2 separate regions of the Mus musculus genome follow, and region 2 is linked to region 1. The links are chromatin loops, found by intact Hi-C in ENCODE. Cell type or tissue: left cerebral cortex. All regions are shown on one strand. Each heading gives the region's core, and the rest is flanking DNA. Links, peaks and the distances in the headings are about the cores only.

Region 1 (7,655 bases), core at 1,102-6,101:
AATTGATATCAGATGAGAGAAGGCACTGTCCACTGGTGGTATGCTACTTTAATAGATATGTATTCATACATAAATCTCCGCCCATACAAATACCCCAATCTGTATCTCTATCTGTGTAATTAAATGTTGCCTGTAGTTACCCAAGCAGGAGGCAAATTCTATAGATGTTTATTTTATTTAGCGTAAGCTTGACACTACACCTCTTCAGTTCAATGCTTTGATGGGATCAGGGTGACCATAAACCACTTTTTTGAAAGATAAATCTTTTTGTCATGTCCAATCTTGTTTTAAAAATAATTTTATTACATCTGTTTATCTGCCAATCTATCTATCTATCTATCTATCTATCTATCTATCTATCTATCTATCTATCTACCTATCGTTTATCAGTCTATCTATCTATGATATATCTATTTGTCACCTATCTTTGTCTATAGGCATGCATGTGTGAGCAAGCAGGTACTATGCCACAGTGTGCATGTGGAGGTCAGAGAACAACTTTTAGGAATGGTTCTTTCCTTCTATCATGTGAGACCTAGGGACTGAATTCAGGTTGTCAGCCTTCTCAGCAGGCTCCTTTCCCTGGGGAGCTATCTAATCTCATAGCAGCAAAAGGCTTATCGGTGAACCTTTGCTCTTTTCTTATCTGCTTTGGGAGATGGACAGATAAAACAAAAGAGCCCAAAGGATATAAAGATAACATCGGCAATAACAACAACAATAACAACAGCAACAGTAAAACCTTTGGAACTCTCTCTCAGAAACATTATCCAATAAAACAATTAAGTTGTCTAAGAAATGAATTAGAAGAGACAGAAGTAGGGTTGTAGTACTGCTCAAGAAAAGACTGGGAATATTAAGTAGTTAAATATAATTATTTCCATATGCTCTTAAAACAAAGTGCATCTAACATGACAGTGTACAATGGACACTTCTGTTAAACTAGAGTTTTGACTATGCTGAGTCATACTGACAAGAGACAAAACAGTGAAGGCAGGAGCAGAGGTGCAGGAACTAAGTATGTCCCCTGACCACAGGCCTGCTCTAGACATTTTAGCTTTGAGTTTTGATGTTTCAGAATCCTGTTTTCAAACTTTAATGATAAAACTAACACATAAGACTTTTTGAAGGCTAGAGAGATAGCTCAGTGGTTAAGAGCACTGGCTGCCCTTCCAGAGGTTCTGAGTTCAATTCCCAGCAACCACATGGTGGCTCACAACCATCTGTAATAGAATTTGATGCCCTCTTCTGGTGTGCATGAAAACAGAACACTTGTACACATTAAATAAATAAATAAATAAATCCTTTTTTTTTAAAATAGACTTTTTGAGGCTTACATTTAAAATTCAAGAATGTTCATAGGCATAAAGTTCAAAGTCAGCCAATGGTCATATCATTACAGAAAATAACATCAGCAACATGGTATGAAGTCTAAGAAAACAGGAAAAATGTCTCCTGGGACTTCACACCATGAAACAGGCATCAGTAAATTCACAGTATTCATGACAGTGAACACAAATAAGTCATGTTACTTAAATAAAAATAATTAACTTTACTTTGGGGTTAAAAAGTCCAGTAAATACATTCTCAGTATAGATTGTTTCTAAAAGGCACATCATCTAAAACATAGAGAAAAGAAGTAATAACCGTTTTTAAAAGGTATAGAATAAATAAAACCAAATAAAATAAGAAAAACCAAAATATTGGGTTAACATCCAAACAAATCATTTAAAAATTACAAATAAAACACTTTTGTAGTGATGTGCAATTAAAATTAAAGGCATAAACATGAAATTTGATATAGGTATATTTTAATTCAATTTGATAATCATTACAATTACAGTGTGGACTGGAAAAAATATTTATTCAATAAATAACATGTCAACTCTAATGTTATTCTCTTGACAATAAAAGATTATTACATAATGACCTCAAGAAGAGTAGATTATAATCTGGAAAAGAAGAACTTTAGCTCAATAGCCCTACATCTTAGAAAGATTAACCAGCCCAAACTAAGAATACAAAGAATTTGGGTAATAACATTATGGATTTCAATCAAATAAACTAAGTTGAAATTGTATCTTGCAATCTTGAATCAAATTGAGAAAGACTTCCACAATTCAGAAGAGAAGAACCAAACAAGATTGAAAAACTGAAGCTCTCTTTCCATCTATGTCAAAACTGGCATTTAAGAAAGGACACAGGGGTCTGTGTGGTGGTTTTATTTATTAAATATACAGGAAAGAGAACAAAGAAATATATGGGAACTTTCCTTTTTTATTTACTAAGATCCTTAGCAATAGAATTGATGTACTCTCTCTCTAATACTACCAGTCTATTTCCACAGTAGAACAACCACTTTGCATATATGAGGCCTGGATTCTACACCCAGACTGCAAAAATAGTCATCCAAGTTGAGTTATGAAAATAAGCAAGTCTTGGTCATACTCTGGCAAATTGAGACCAGCCTTCTTGAAGCTGGGTTAAATTCATAACCAGGTTTAGAACATTCCAGGAATGCAATAGTGACTTATTATTAGAAACATCTCATGACATGTCCTTGGATCAAAAGAAAATATTCTTGGTAGTAAAAATGGCATTTCTTAAAATTTAAATTCAATTACTGATAAATAATAATGAACCAAGAATGGGAAATCTGTCTTGACACCATCAAGCTTTTCTCTTGGTTTCTGTTTCCAGTTAGATTCTAGCTGTTGCTGCCATCCAGTGCCAGGCCTCTGAGTGCTAATAATCTCATGTGAACTTAGTAGGACCATAAAGCAGAATTAGTGGAGCACACACATCTGAGCTTCTGATGAGAATAATATCAGAACAGAATAATAACGGAACAGAATAACACAGGTCTGAATTATTAAGGAAAACAGATATGCCTTTGATAGACTCATTACACCTGTGAGTATCAAGCAAGAAGATAGCAGATTCACGGGGCTGGCCATGTCCACAGAGATGAGGGAAAGATGGAAAACCTGCTCTTTGAGGACCCTTTGAGTGGTGATGGTTGAGTTCTGTTGACTGACATCAATTAAAAGAATATTTTCCCACAAGACCCTGAAGAATTCCAGACTACTCTAGAGACATCTATGGGAATGAATAGAGAAAAACAAACAAACAAAAACAAAAACAAAAACAAAAAACCCCAAACAAACAAAACTTGGATTTACCAAGTTTCAGCTAGGTTGCTTTACCCAGGTAGCTTTCTGTTTTCCTATGCATGTGGCCACTATTCTTGGGATATAACTAAGTATTCTCACACACCACTCCATAAGTATGCAAAAAGAATTTTTCAATAAACATTGTTGGGTGATACGTCACACATACAAAAATACATAAGACATATGTGAGCAGCTTGGTGAATCATAAAATGTACACCCACGGACCCTCCCTCCAGCTGAGGCAGATATTTCCAGCACTCCACCGTGCTGAGCTCTGGTGTAAAATATATCAAGTTTTTACCCCACCCATCCCCATGGAGTAATCCATGATCCCACGTTCATGTTTATTATCCATTTCTGGCTTATCTTTATGTTTCAATGCCTCTGTATAACCCACAAAATAAAACAGTTCTATTTCACCCGTTTTAGAGCTTGCTGACTGGATACATTCTGTATGTGGTTGTGAGACCACGAGACTTCCAGGCGTCCATCAACACGGGGGCAATAGACCAAGAGCTCAGGAGCCAAACTCTGAAATGAATAGATGTTTGTACCACACGCTGTTCGCTGGCACTGACTGGCGGAGGTGAGAACATGAAGGCTGATGTGTTTCTTAGGCAAATCTTCTGTGGACACACCTCGGGGCAAGGGTCACCTTTCCTAGAATGTACTGTAACCTATCCTGATTCGGCCTGAGCTTTCCTGTCTCTGTTCCAGCTGTCAGCCCACATGCAAACTGAGGCTCTTCTAGAGTTTGTCCAGTTCTGCTACCATCTCCCACAAAGCTATTTTCTCTAAATAAAATTCCTAAACACTTAATTGCACCTTGATGGATGCTTCTCAGAAGACTTGAAAACTATACCCTCCAACACTTTTGACTTTTGTCTCAAACTACATTTCATGTAGTGTGTGTGTGTGCGCGCGCTCCAGTCATAGGGCACATGTGGAGGTCAGAGGGCCACTCCCTGAAATCAGATCTCTGCTTCCACTCCGTGCGTCCCTAGGATGAAACTCGGGTTGTCAGGCTCTCAGGCAGAGCCTTGACCCGCTGAACCACCTCAGTGACCCATGGGTGCCATATTTCTTACAGTAATGGTTTCCCTTTGGCATTCTGCTGATGCTGATGTGTGAATCTATTCATTTTCTCCACTGTGTAATTTCAGTTGTTTTTATGTCAAATTCTACTTCTGTCTTTGTCTGTTGGCAGGTAAATTGATTGTTTCTTTTTCTTTTAAACTTCATAGTTTAACCAGAGACTTGAAAACAATGTTCCGTGAGCCAGATCTGCCTGCTTGCTGTGTGAAAACTATGAGAAAAGTACTTAAGGAAGGATTGATTTATTCTGGCTCACAGTTTAAGGATCCAGTCCAACAACCATTGCAGGGAAGGCATGGAGGCAGGGGCATGAGACAGCCAGTCATATCACATCATCAGTCAGGTAACTGCAACAGATAAATGCTGACTCGAGCTGGCTCCCTGATCCTCTGGTACTCACTAAAGGATTTCAGCCCAAGAAACGACACTCGTTCAGAGTGAGCTGTACCTCTTCAGTTAAACCTGTTGGGAAACACCCTTACAAACTTGCCAGAGGTGTGTCTCCTAGGAAATTCTCAGTCCATCCAAGCCAGCAGTGCAGATGAGTTGCCTACAACATAAGAGCAATGATATGTGAATGTGAAATTCAAATGTCATGGTTCATAACAAGTTTTGTTGTGTAGAAGATGTTGCTGGATGTCTGTCCCTAGAGGTGTTGCGGGTGTGGCTGCTGTGTTACATGTGTGTCAGTAGGTGGCAGAGAGGAGAGAGGTTATTTCTATGCTTAGTTCTCTAATCTGTGAACATCTGAATGATAAGTAGTCTAACAACCCCTGAAAAAAACTGAGCCTGAGATAACCACCAGTCCAGTTCCATTCAGGCCCAGACAGGCTCTCAGAATGCGGAGTGAGCTGGAGACTAGAAACCCACCTGGGACTGAGGGACCTTTGTGGGAGTTAGCCTTAGACAGATGACCCCTGCATGGGACAACAAGGGCGGTCCAGATGAGGAGCAAGCCCAAGATAGCCACCAGTTCAACACCATGGGACCTGGACAGGAAGCTAGTCTGAGATGACCAGCAGTGTCACTCAGGTCTGGGGGAGGGGGCAGACCATACCTGAGATGACTCCTCTCTGGCTCCATAATGCACAGATGGGACATAGCACTCCTGACACCACTCCTGAGATGACCCCAGATACTCAGAGACCCCTGGCAGCACTAAGAGGAACAAATATGTGGTAGAGAGATGAGAGAGTAAGAGAAGGATGCGAACACAACAAAGAGAGGCAGAACTGGAGACTTGAGGCAGTGAGGAACAGCCTGATGTGAGTAGCCGATGATGCCACCTGGGGTCACATTTGGGTCAGTGGCCCTGCAGCAGCAGGGGTCTGTTACCACCAAAGGTCAGGTGGACATCCCTGGTCTGGGATGCTGCCCAGGGACATGTTGAGGTCTGAGGGCTGGACAGAACTGGTTCCGCCCTTGCCTAAGCATCCTAGGAGATCTGACCCTGGGGTCCCAAGAGCAGGAGAGCTGGCCTTGACCCTAGCTAGCCGTAGTACTCTGGAGAGTGGCCCCACATATTACCCAGGATGCACAATAAAGCTAGAGCTGAGAGGTGAGCTGGCCCTGAGGGTATAAGCATGGGAGTGGTGGCCCTGCCTCTCACTAGCTGCAGCACTTGGGAGAGTGGGCCCTGTGTTTCACCTGGGCAGCACAGTAGAGCTGACCCTGGTGGCAGAAGCATGGGTGAGCCTACTCTGAGGACATGAGCATGGGAGAGCTGCCCTGTCACTTGTTTGCCATGTGGTGACATGAGTGAGGGAGAGATTCCTCTCTCTTGTCCCTTGCCACCTGTCTTAGTCAGGGTTTCTATTCCTGCACAAACATCATGACCAAGAAGCAAGTTGGGGAGGAAAGGGTTTATTTGGCTTACACTTCCATACTGCTGTTCATCACCAAGGAAGTCAGGACTGGAACTCAAGCAGGTCAGAAAGCAGGAGCGGATGCAGAGGCCATGGAGGGATGTTCTTTACTGGCTTGCCTCCCCTGGCTTGCTCAGCCTGCTCTCTTATAGAACCCAAGACTACCAGCCCAGAGATGGTCCCACCCACAAGGGGCCTTTCCCCCTTGATCACTAATTGAGAAAATGCCTTAGAGTTGGATCTCATGGAGGCATTTCCTCAACTGAAGCTCCTTTCTCTGTGATAACCCCAGCTGTGTCAAGTTGACACAAAACTAGCCAGTACAATTGACCCCTTGTCAACTTGACACACAAACACATCACTAGTAAGCCTCAACCCTTACATTCTTATTCATCCCCAAGATCTAAATAACTTTAAAAGTCCCACAGTCTTTACATATTCTTAAAATTTCAATCTCTTTAAAATATCCATCTTTTTTAAAATCCAAAGTCTTTTTACAATTAAAAGTCTCTTAACTGTGGGCTCCACTAAAACAGTTTCTTCATTCAAGAGGGAAAATATCAGGGCACAGTTACAATCAAAAGCAAAAGTCAATCTCCAACCGTCCAATGTCTGGGATCCAACTTACGATCTTCTGGGCTCCTCCAAGGGCTTGGGTCACTTCTCCAGCCATGCCCTTTGTAGCACACGCGTCATCCTCTAGGCTCCAGATGCCTGTATTCCACTGCTGCTGCTGCTCTTGGTGGTCATCTCATGGTACTGGCATCTCCAAAACACTGCATGACCCCTTCAGTCCTGGGCCATCAATTGCAACTGAGGCTGCACTTTCACCAATGGCCTTCCATGGCCTCTCACAGTGCCAAACCTCAGCTGCTCTGCTCAACTCCTTCATGCCTTCAAAACCAGTACCACCTGGGTGACCCTTACACATTACCATGTCCAGCCACAGCACAAGATACAACTTTGGCTATATCTGGAACGCAGCCACTGTGCTCTCAGAAAACACTTCCCAGAAGATGTCACCTCAATGATGATGGTCTCTTCTTAATCACCGCTAATTTCTTAGCTCCAGCTAACCAGCATCAATAGTCCCAGTAATGCAAAGTTTTTGCTTTAGTAGTTCTGGTATCTTGTTAATCACAGCTGATTCTTCAGCCCCAGCTAACCAGAACTACAGAATCTTCACAATCAAAACAGCAATGACCCTGAAAAGAGTCTTTAATTTTCCCTCTGAAATTTCACAAGCCAGTCCTCCATCTTCTGCACTGTTCTCAACATTATCTTCCAAGCTCCTACAAAACATCTGACAGAGCTCTTAACAACGAATGGATCTTCAAGCCCAAAGTTCCAAAGTCCTTCCACAGACCTCCCCAAAACATGGTCAGGTTGTCACAGGAATATCCCACTCTGCTGGTACCAATTTGCCTTAGTCAGGGTTTCTATTCCTGCACAAACATCATGACCAAGAAGCAAGTTGGGGAGGAAAGGGTTTATTTGGCTTACACTTCCATACTGCTGTTCA
Region 2 (7,655 bases), core at 835-5,834, 390 kb after region 1:
GACCACCATAAATACACATCTACAATGAGGGACAGAAATTAAGGGTACAAATTAAGATGAGGATGAAGATAAGGTCAAGAGACAAGACCGACAATATTGGTTGATAATTTAAGAACAAATGAGTCGAAAGAGGAAATTAAAGTGACATAAAGAGAGCATGAAAAGACAGCATATGCTTTGAGAGTCAGCCTCGAGGATAGATACAACTGTGCGTAGCTTTTTAATAGTAGCTGATGGAGGCAACCTAAATAAACACGAATCAAAATGGCAGCCAAACATATGGAAATGCTGTATAAATAGAGGTCTTACCCCATTACACTGTTATTCATTAACAATGATTGAAGCTTGCAACTCCTGGTCATATTATCAAAGGCAGTAGGGGGAAGGGGCATATGGAAAATTTAAATTTGAATAAGAGAAATGCTGAAGAGACAAGTCAGCAAGATAGACAATTTAGAAGAACATTTAGGTCATTAGGAAAGGTTAAAAAAATAGGATGCACAATTTCTAAAATACTGACAAAGGGAAGGGGGCTTATTTAGAAGAATATGAAAAACATATTTTGAAACCACATAATCAAACAAGGTAATAAGCAACGCAGCCCCGCATGATAGATGTTAGCATGGGAACAAATGAGAAGCTTGGAAGCCACACATCTCAGTTACATATACTACCTCAAAAGGGTTATGGCTTTCCATCCACGGACCGACTCTTTCCTGTGTAATAGAAAACAATATGTTCTGTGGCTTAGGAGAGTGATATATAAACCACAAAACAGAATATAAGAACATAAAAAGATAAGTGAGGATTTGTTAAAGAAATAAACATGAGAGAATGTGCTTAAAATTGAAGCAACAAAGAATTTAAGAAAAATATCCATCGCAAGACAAAGGTAGTCACAAAAATACAAATGTATGTAAGTTTGTTTATTCTCCTAAGAAGAAGAGAGACATAGAGGATTTGGTTACCTGGAGAATGGCAAAGGCTCAAGCAGGACAGAAGGAGGCAGAGGAGTGGAACAAAGCTGAAGTACAAAGAAACCCAGTGGAAGAGATCCAGGGACCCTTCCCCTCTCAGACTCATCCCAGAGCAAATATCCCCAGTATCCTATAAAGCTCCATGATTATTCAGGGCTCCTCTTATTTGATTTAAGGAAGTTTCACCTCTAAATAGATCAATTAAAAAATAATTTATTTTTACCTTTACAAGATCCTTTTAAACTTTCTGAAGCATAAAATTTCTAAGTCAAATGTCAGCTATCACATATAAAACTGAGTGTTTCTACTTAGTAAGGAATACCACAGGTAAAGTGACCAAGCGACTCACAGAGACTGGGAAAACATATTTACTCCTGGAGGGAAAATGCAGAATCCACAGTAAGACAATGGGAAGGGACAGAAGAACAATTATAGAAGGAGACTTTAAGAGATGTTTAATGCTACTGGTAATTTTACTTAATCTTAATACTCTATTGGAATTTATTTTTAGTGGACATAATAGTTAACATTTAGGAGCACAACGTGACATTTCACTACTGCTAGCACCTCAAACATTACCACTTCTTTCTGTTGGAAACACCCCAAGCTCTCTTTACCATCTATTTCACAGCACACAATAACCTGCTGTCAGCTAGTTATCTTACTTTATACAGAACATTAGAGATGTTTCCTTATCCAACTGTACCTTGTCTCTGTTTCCCCTCACCCATAATTTCTCCAGGCCCTGGTATAAGGTTTCACTCTCCACCCAGTAAGTCAGTTGTATAAAAGCAAAGTTGTAAGAAAGTTAAGTGATATCTTTTTTTTTTTTTTAATCAAAGCCAATAAAAGCAACAGTTCCTCCCCGAGGGTGTCAGGGACATGGTCCCACATATTAGAATTTCAGATGCACACTAGCTTTTAGGAAGGAGCTCTTAAGGAGGGTATCTCTCAGTTTTGTAAATTTTACTCCCATAGGACACTTCACTGTATTTGAAGTTATTTTTTGGTTGTCACAGTTGATATTTTGTGGAACCCAAAGTTGAGGTTAAATGTCTGCCTTGTCTAGAACAGACATGAACTACAGGAATTGCCCATGTAGCTTTAGAATTCTGACCCAGAGAAGTTTTAGTGAGGGTGCAGAAAGGGACTTGACTGTGGTAGTTTCCCACAGTTGTTTGTGGAAGTGCAGAGTTGGCACACTCTGGGTCTAATGCACATGCCACATGATAGATACACAGTAAATTGTGTGGTGCACTAATAAAGAAAAGACATATACAGATAGATCTAAGACCAGATGTGGTGGCACATAACAGTAGTCCCAGTGACTCAGATATACCTACAGGAGAATCAGAATATCAAGGTTGTCTTAAGCTACAGAGTGAGTTGGAAGCAAGACAGATCTTGTCTCAAAACAGGCAAACAAAAGCAGACAGATCTTAAAGGACTGTTGAGTCAGAAAAGGTAAGAAATGTAATTAAACCAATAACTTAATAAGATGGAAATGTAATGAACACACATACAATGCAGAGACTTATTTTACAAGAATATATAATTTGCAACAAAGAGAAGAATTAATATGTTGGAAATAAAGTAGATTAATGCAGATTAGCTTAAAGAGGAAAACCTGTCTTGTACTAATAACATTGTCTTATGAAACTAGGAGTGTTATTAACTCAGACCCTTGGCACTAAGGTAAAAAACAGATAACCAGAGGCTGGAGATATGATTCAGATGTAAGACCAATAACTACTTTTCCAGGATCCAGGTTCTATTCCCATCACCTACATATATACAGGGGATCTTATGTCCTCTTCTGGACATGGTCAACAGGAACACACATAGTACACAGGTACACACATAAACAAAACAACCATACACATAAAATGAATAAATAACAAATATTTTACTGAACTTTCTCTATGGAGAATGTTATTCTTTTCAAATAAAGTATTTGAGGTTGCAATATATTATGAAGAAAATCTCAACACATTTAAAAAATAGGAACTGACAAGGAATACATTCATAAACATTAAGAATTAAAAAATAGGTTAAATTGAAGTCCTTTGGGCTTTTAAATGAAAACCACTTGAAACCACTTGTTTCTAGACCAGAGAGAAAAAGGAAAGCAATCACACACTATGCTGGCAACAAGGATAAAAGCAATTTTGCATCAAAAACTTATTAGATGTACTCAAAGTTTTATTCAACATAAAATTCATAAGACCTCTACTACCTGTGCTATTAAACAAGAAGGAATACAAATATTTGATCTAAGCATTCACCTCAGAATATTGAGAAAATAATTTCAAAATAAATCCAAGAAAAGTAGAAGGGAGGTAAGTTGCAGAACTCAATATTAAATCATCTGAAAACAGAAAACAAACCTGTTCTTCGAAAATTAAGCAAAAGAAGAGAAATTAGAAGTCAGCAGTAGGAGGAATAGAAAATATGTGTCTGAACTGTTCAGGCTGAGAGCCAGGATGGAAGGCTTGCTTCCCCGTTCTGCAGATGAAAGAGTGGCATTACTGGATAGGAGAATGGTATCACAAAGAATAAGGGTTCACCAGACCTCCTGTGGGAAATCAGCTCAGACTCACCCATGATTCTTCTGTCTACCCACAGTCCAGGCCTGATGCCAGCAAGGCAGGTTCCTGCTGCTCTCAGGTCAGCCCTACCATATCCAGGCTCTGTCTGGGTTGGTTGTTCCTCTCATGTTGCCGTTCTCTGCAAGCTCTTACTGCAGGGTAGACTGGTTATGGTGACATTTGCCTACTATATGTGCCAGCCTGGGAGCTCGGCTATGCCAGGACATCTTTGCCACTGCCTCTGACAAGAGCCTGCTTGCGTAGAAAGAAGTGTGGTCGATGGATATTCCTAGTTGAACCCCTTTATCCCATTGCATGCAGGAGTCAGCCTTCCTTGATTTCAGGAGCTGGGGCAGGGGTCATTCCCACTGTGTTGGAGAAAGTCACTTTCTCTTATAGAAATCAGGCATCACTCCCAACTTCTAAGCAAGTTGAAAATATGTATCTTCCTCCTAGATTATATTATCATTTTCTCATATTAATAGCCTATAATCTCATAGGGAAGATTTTAAAAAAACTGCCAGTTAATTTCCTAAAAATAACAACTTGCCAATTTCACTTCAAAACTATTTTCATTTTTAAAAGAACAACAATACAGACATACACAAGGAGGAGAGCGAATAACTTTCCTCCATACACACTAATTTTACCCGACCTCCTCCACATGCTGACTCATGCTAACAATCTGGAGTGGATGTTTCCATAGCTCCCTGTCTGTTCACACGGTTTATGTTAAACATTCAAAAACATTATTCTTCATATTTTTGTGTTGGCTGCAAATCAGCTTCCTATCTGGAGTTCCTTCCCTATATAGTTAATTTGGGGGCAATGAGGAGAGACATCCCAAAAGAAGGTTGTCCATGTAACCAAACTCAACCACAAGAAGCCATGCTCCAGTTTTTATGTAAAATGTAATCATAAGGCTTGTGGCAAAACATTTCTTGGTGGTGTATTGGCAGCTTTTCCACTGCTGTGTCCAAGGCTCCTGACAGACACAGCTCAAAGGAGGAAACGCTGACTTTAGTTCATGGTCTGGTGGGGCAGCTGTTAGTCCCTCACGACAATGAGGGTAGAGATTAGTGAGTTCTGTGTGCAGAGTTGGGAGGCGAGGTTGTGGCTCATTTGCTTGGTACCATCTGTCTCTGTTACATTTTTGTTGCTGTGATACAGTACCGTGACCAAAGGCAATTTAAGGAAGAAATAGTTTATTGGAACTTATGGTTTCAAAGGAAGAATCCATATTGTGGAGAAACAGTGGCTGTATGTGACTGGAGGAGGAAGCTGAGAGATCACAACATCAACCTAAAACAGCAAGGAGAGAGAGAGAGGGAGAGAGAAAGAGAGAGAGAGAGAGAGCTAGAAATGGGTGGAGCTCGTGTCCTCTCAAAGCGATGAGCTTCCTCCTGCAAGGCTGCACCTCCCCATAACCTCCTGGAACAGAGTTACTAACTACGGACCAAGTGTGCAAAGCCCTGGGCCCGGAAGGGATACTTCTCATCCAAACCACCACACCCATCAAGGGAAAGTACAAAAGCTAGCAGCAGGAACTGGTGTCCTCCTCAAAGGTGGACCCCTAGTAACTACCCCTCTTCCACCAGCTGGGCTGTCTCCTAAAGGCTCTACAGCTTAGGAACAGAACTGAAAACTTTAGCCTATCAGATTTAAATTGTAACAGCTAAAGGCAGATCCTGTTAGAAGATTCTGGATCTGATCTGCTTTTTTGGCTACTAAGAGTCCAAGAAAAAAAAAATGTTCTTTTTCTTCTTCAGAAACTGCTACAATACTAAAGATAATAGAAAAACTTCCCATGGCTCAATGGTAAGTTGATATATGGTTTCCAGTTAATATTAAATCATAAACAAAATATTCATGTTTAAAAAAATGGCCACTGTTTGCACATCCAGGAACAGCTGGTGCAGGGCATCATGACCTCTCTGGAGACTCCCAGATGCAGAAGGGCATGACCTTGAATCCTGCAGAACCAAGAATAATATTTCAGGCCAATTTCCCCTGCACTCACCCCTCCTGCTGCTCTGATCGCTCCAGTCCAATCGCTCCACTTCAGGCTTGATATTTGCTGAAGCGTATTTATCCCCCATGGCTTGAAACCAAATTACAAAGGCTAGGATAGCTTCACTCCGTGCTAGTTTGGACAGGTACAAATATTTGAAAGGCTCCTTTGTATGTCTATTCCATACACGTGGAGAGGATGTGAGCTGGTGGGGCTTGGAAATGTCAATGAATACAATTGTCTGTCTGCCCAAAGGACTTGCTTCCCAGGCACGTTGAGAAGTGGAGAGGTGCTCTGCGACTTATCAGCAAAGGAGTGTCCATGGCAACCAGCCCCAGGTTTCCTTGGAGATACTGTGGATTGGCTGGAGGCCAATGCAGGAAGTGCATTGGAATGGGGTCCAGGATAGAACAATGACACAATCTTTGTATGGAGACAGATTGTGTCAGACGTGCACAGCACACAGTAAACGGGATGTGAGCCTCCATTTTCACAGAACATGCAGGATACACATCAATGCTGATGGTCCTATGAAAGATGATCTGCCCTGGCCTTAATCTCAGTGAGACCAAACTTAGTGATAAAGATGTGCCATTAATGTGGCTTGGAGGTCACTTAGAGTTGGCACTGGCCAGTTAAATAAGATTTAAAAAAATATGACAAAGAAGCACATAACGAGAATATTAAATAAAATCCACAATGTAGTCTTAATATCAGTGCCTTTATTTTAGTCTACTTGACACTTTCCAAAGAAAGAAAGCTTTTTTTTTTTTACTTTTTACTTTTCTTTTCTTTTTTTATTGGATATTTTCTTCATTTACATTTCAAATGCTATCCTCAAAGTCCCCTATAGGCCCCCCCGGCCCTCTCCCCTACCCACTCACTCCCACTTCTTGGCCCTGGCTTTCCCCTGTACTAGGGTATATAAAGTTGGCTAGACCAAGGGTCCTCTCTTCCCAATGATGGCCGACTAGGCCATCTTCTGCTACATATGCAGCTAGAGACACGAGTTCTGGGGGTACTGATTAGTTCAAATTGTTGTTCCACCTATAGGATTGCAGCACCCTTTAGCTCTTGGGTACTTTCTCTAGCTCCTACAATGGGGTCCCTGTGTTCCATCCTATAGATGATTGTGAGCATCCCCTTCTGTATTTGCCAGGCACTGGCATAGCCTCACAGGAGACAGCTATATCAGGGTCCTTTCAGCAAAATCTTGCTGGCATAGGCAATAGTGTCTGCATTTGGTGGCTGTTTATGGGATAGACCCCTGGGTGGAGCAGTCTCTGGATCCTTTCGTCTTAGCTCTAAACTTTGTCTCTGCAACTCCTTTCATGGATATTTTATTCCCTATTTTTGGGAGGAATGAAGTATCCATGCGTTGGTCTTCCTTCTTGATTTTCTTGTGTTTTGGAAGTTGTATCTTGGGTATTCTAGGTTTCTGGGCTAATATCCACTTATCAGTGAGTGCATATCAAGTGACTTCTTTTGTGATTGGGTTACCACACTCAGGATGATATCCTCCAGATACATCCATTTGCCCAAGAATTTCATAAATTCATTGTTTTTAATAGCTGAGTAGTACTCCATTGTGTAAATGTACCACATTTTCTGTATCCATTCCTCTGTTGAGGGACATCTGGGTTCTTTCTAGCTTCTGGCTGTTATAAATAGGGCTGTTATGAACATAATGGAGCATGTGTCCTTCTTACCAGTTGGAACATCTGGGTATATGCCCAGGAGAGGTATTGCTGGATCTACCAGTAGTACTATGTCCAGTTTTCTGAGGAACTGCCAGACTTATTTCCAGAGTGGTTGTACAAGCTTGCAATCCCACTAGCAATGGAAGAGTGTTCTTCTTTCTCCACATTCTTACCATCATCTGCTGTCACCTGAATTTTTGATCCTAGCCATTCTGACTGGTGTGAGGTGGAATCTTAAGGTTGTTTTGATTTGCATTTCCCTGATGATTAAGGATGTTGAACATTTCTTCAGGTGCTTCTCAGCCATTCGGTATTCCTCGGTTGAGAATTGTTAGTTTAGCTCTGTACCCCATTTTAATGGGGTTATTTGAATTTCTGG

What was found. Peaks named below come from ENCODE experiments on the same cell type or tissue, not always from the same donor. Only the 100,000 strongest peaks of a DNase experiment are listed, where the experiment ranks them.
Region 2: a loop joins it to region 1, with 16 times the contacts of the local background. A loop is called at or near these places in 3 of 42 quality-filtered maps.

Annotation. Positions count from the first base shown.
Region 1 is chr7:82,989,928-82,997,582 of GRCm38, forward strand. It overlaps Gm22934 (a small nucleolar RNA gene), which reads left to right and starts at 4,908; the gene lies at 4,908-5,039. In left cerebral cortex, for the core only: no CTCF peak of the experiment used is centred there; DNase peaks (open chromatin) are centred at 3,417 and 4,723.
Region 2 is chr7:83,377,331-83,384,985 of GRCm38, forward strand. It overlaps Gm29976 (a long non-coding RNA gene), which reads right to left and starts at 5,859. Exons shown (of 3, transcript XR_378302.2): 1 at 5,586-5,859. In left cerebral cortex, for the core only: no CTCF peak of the experiment used is centred there; DNase peaks (open chromatin) are centred at 3,715, 4,260 and 4,611; H3K27ac peaks cover 1,584 bases.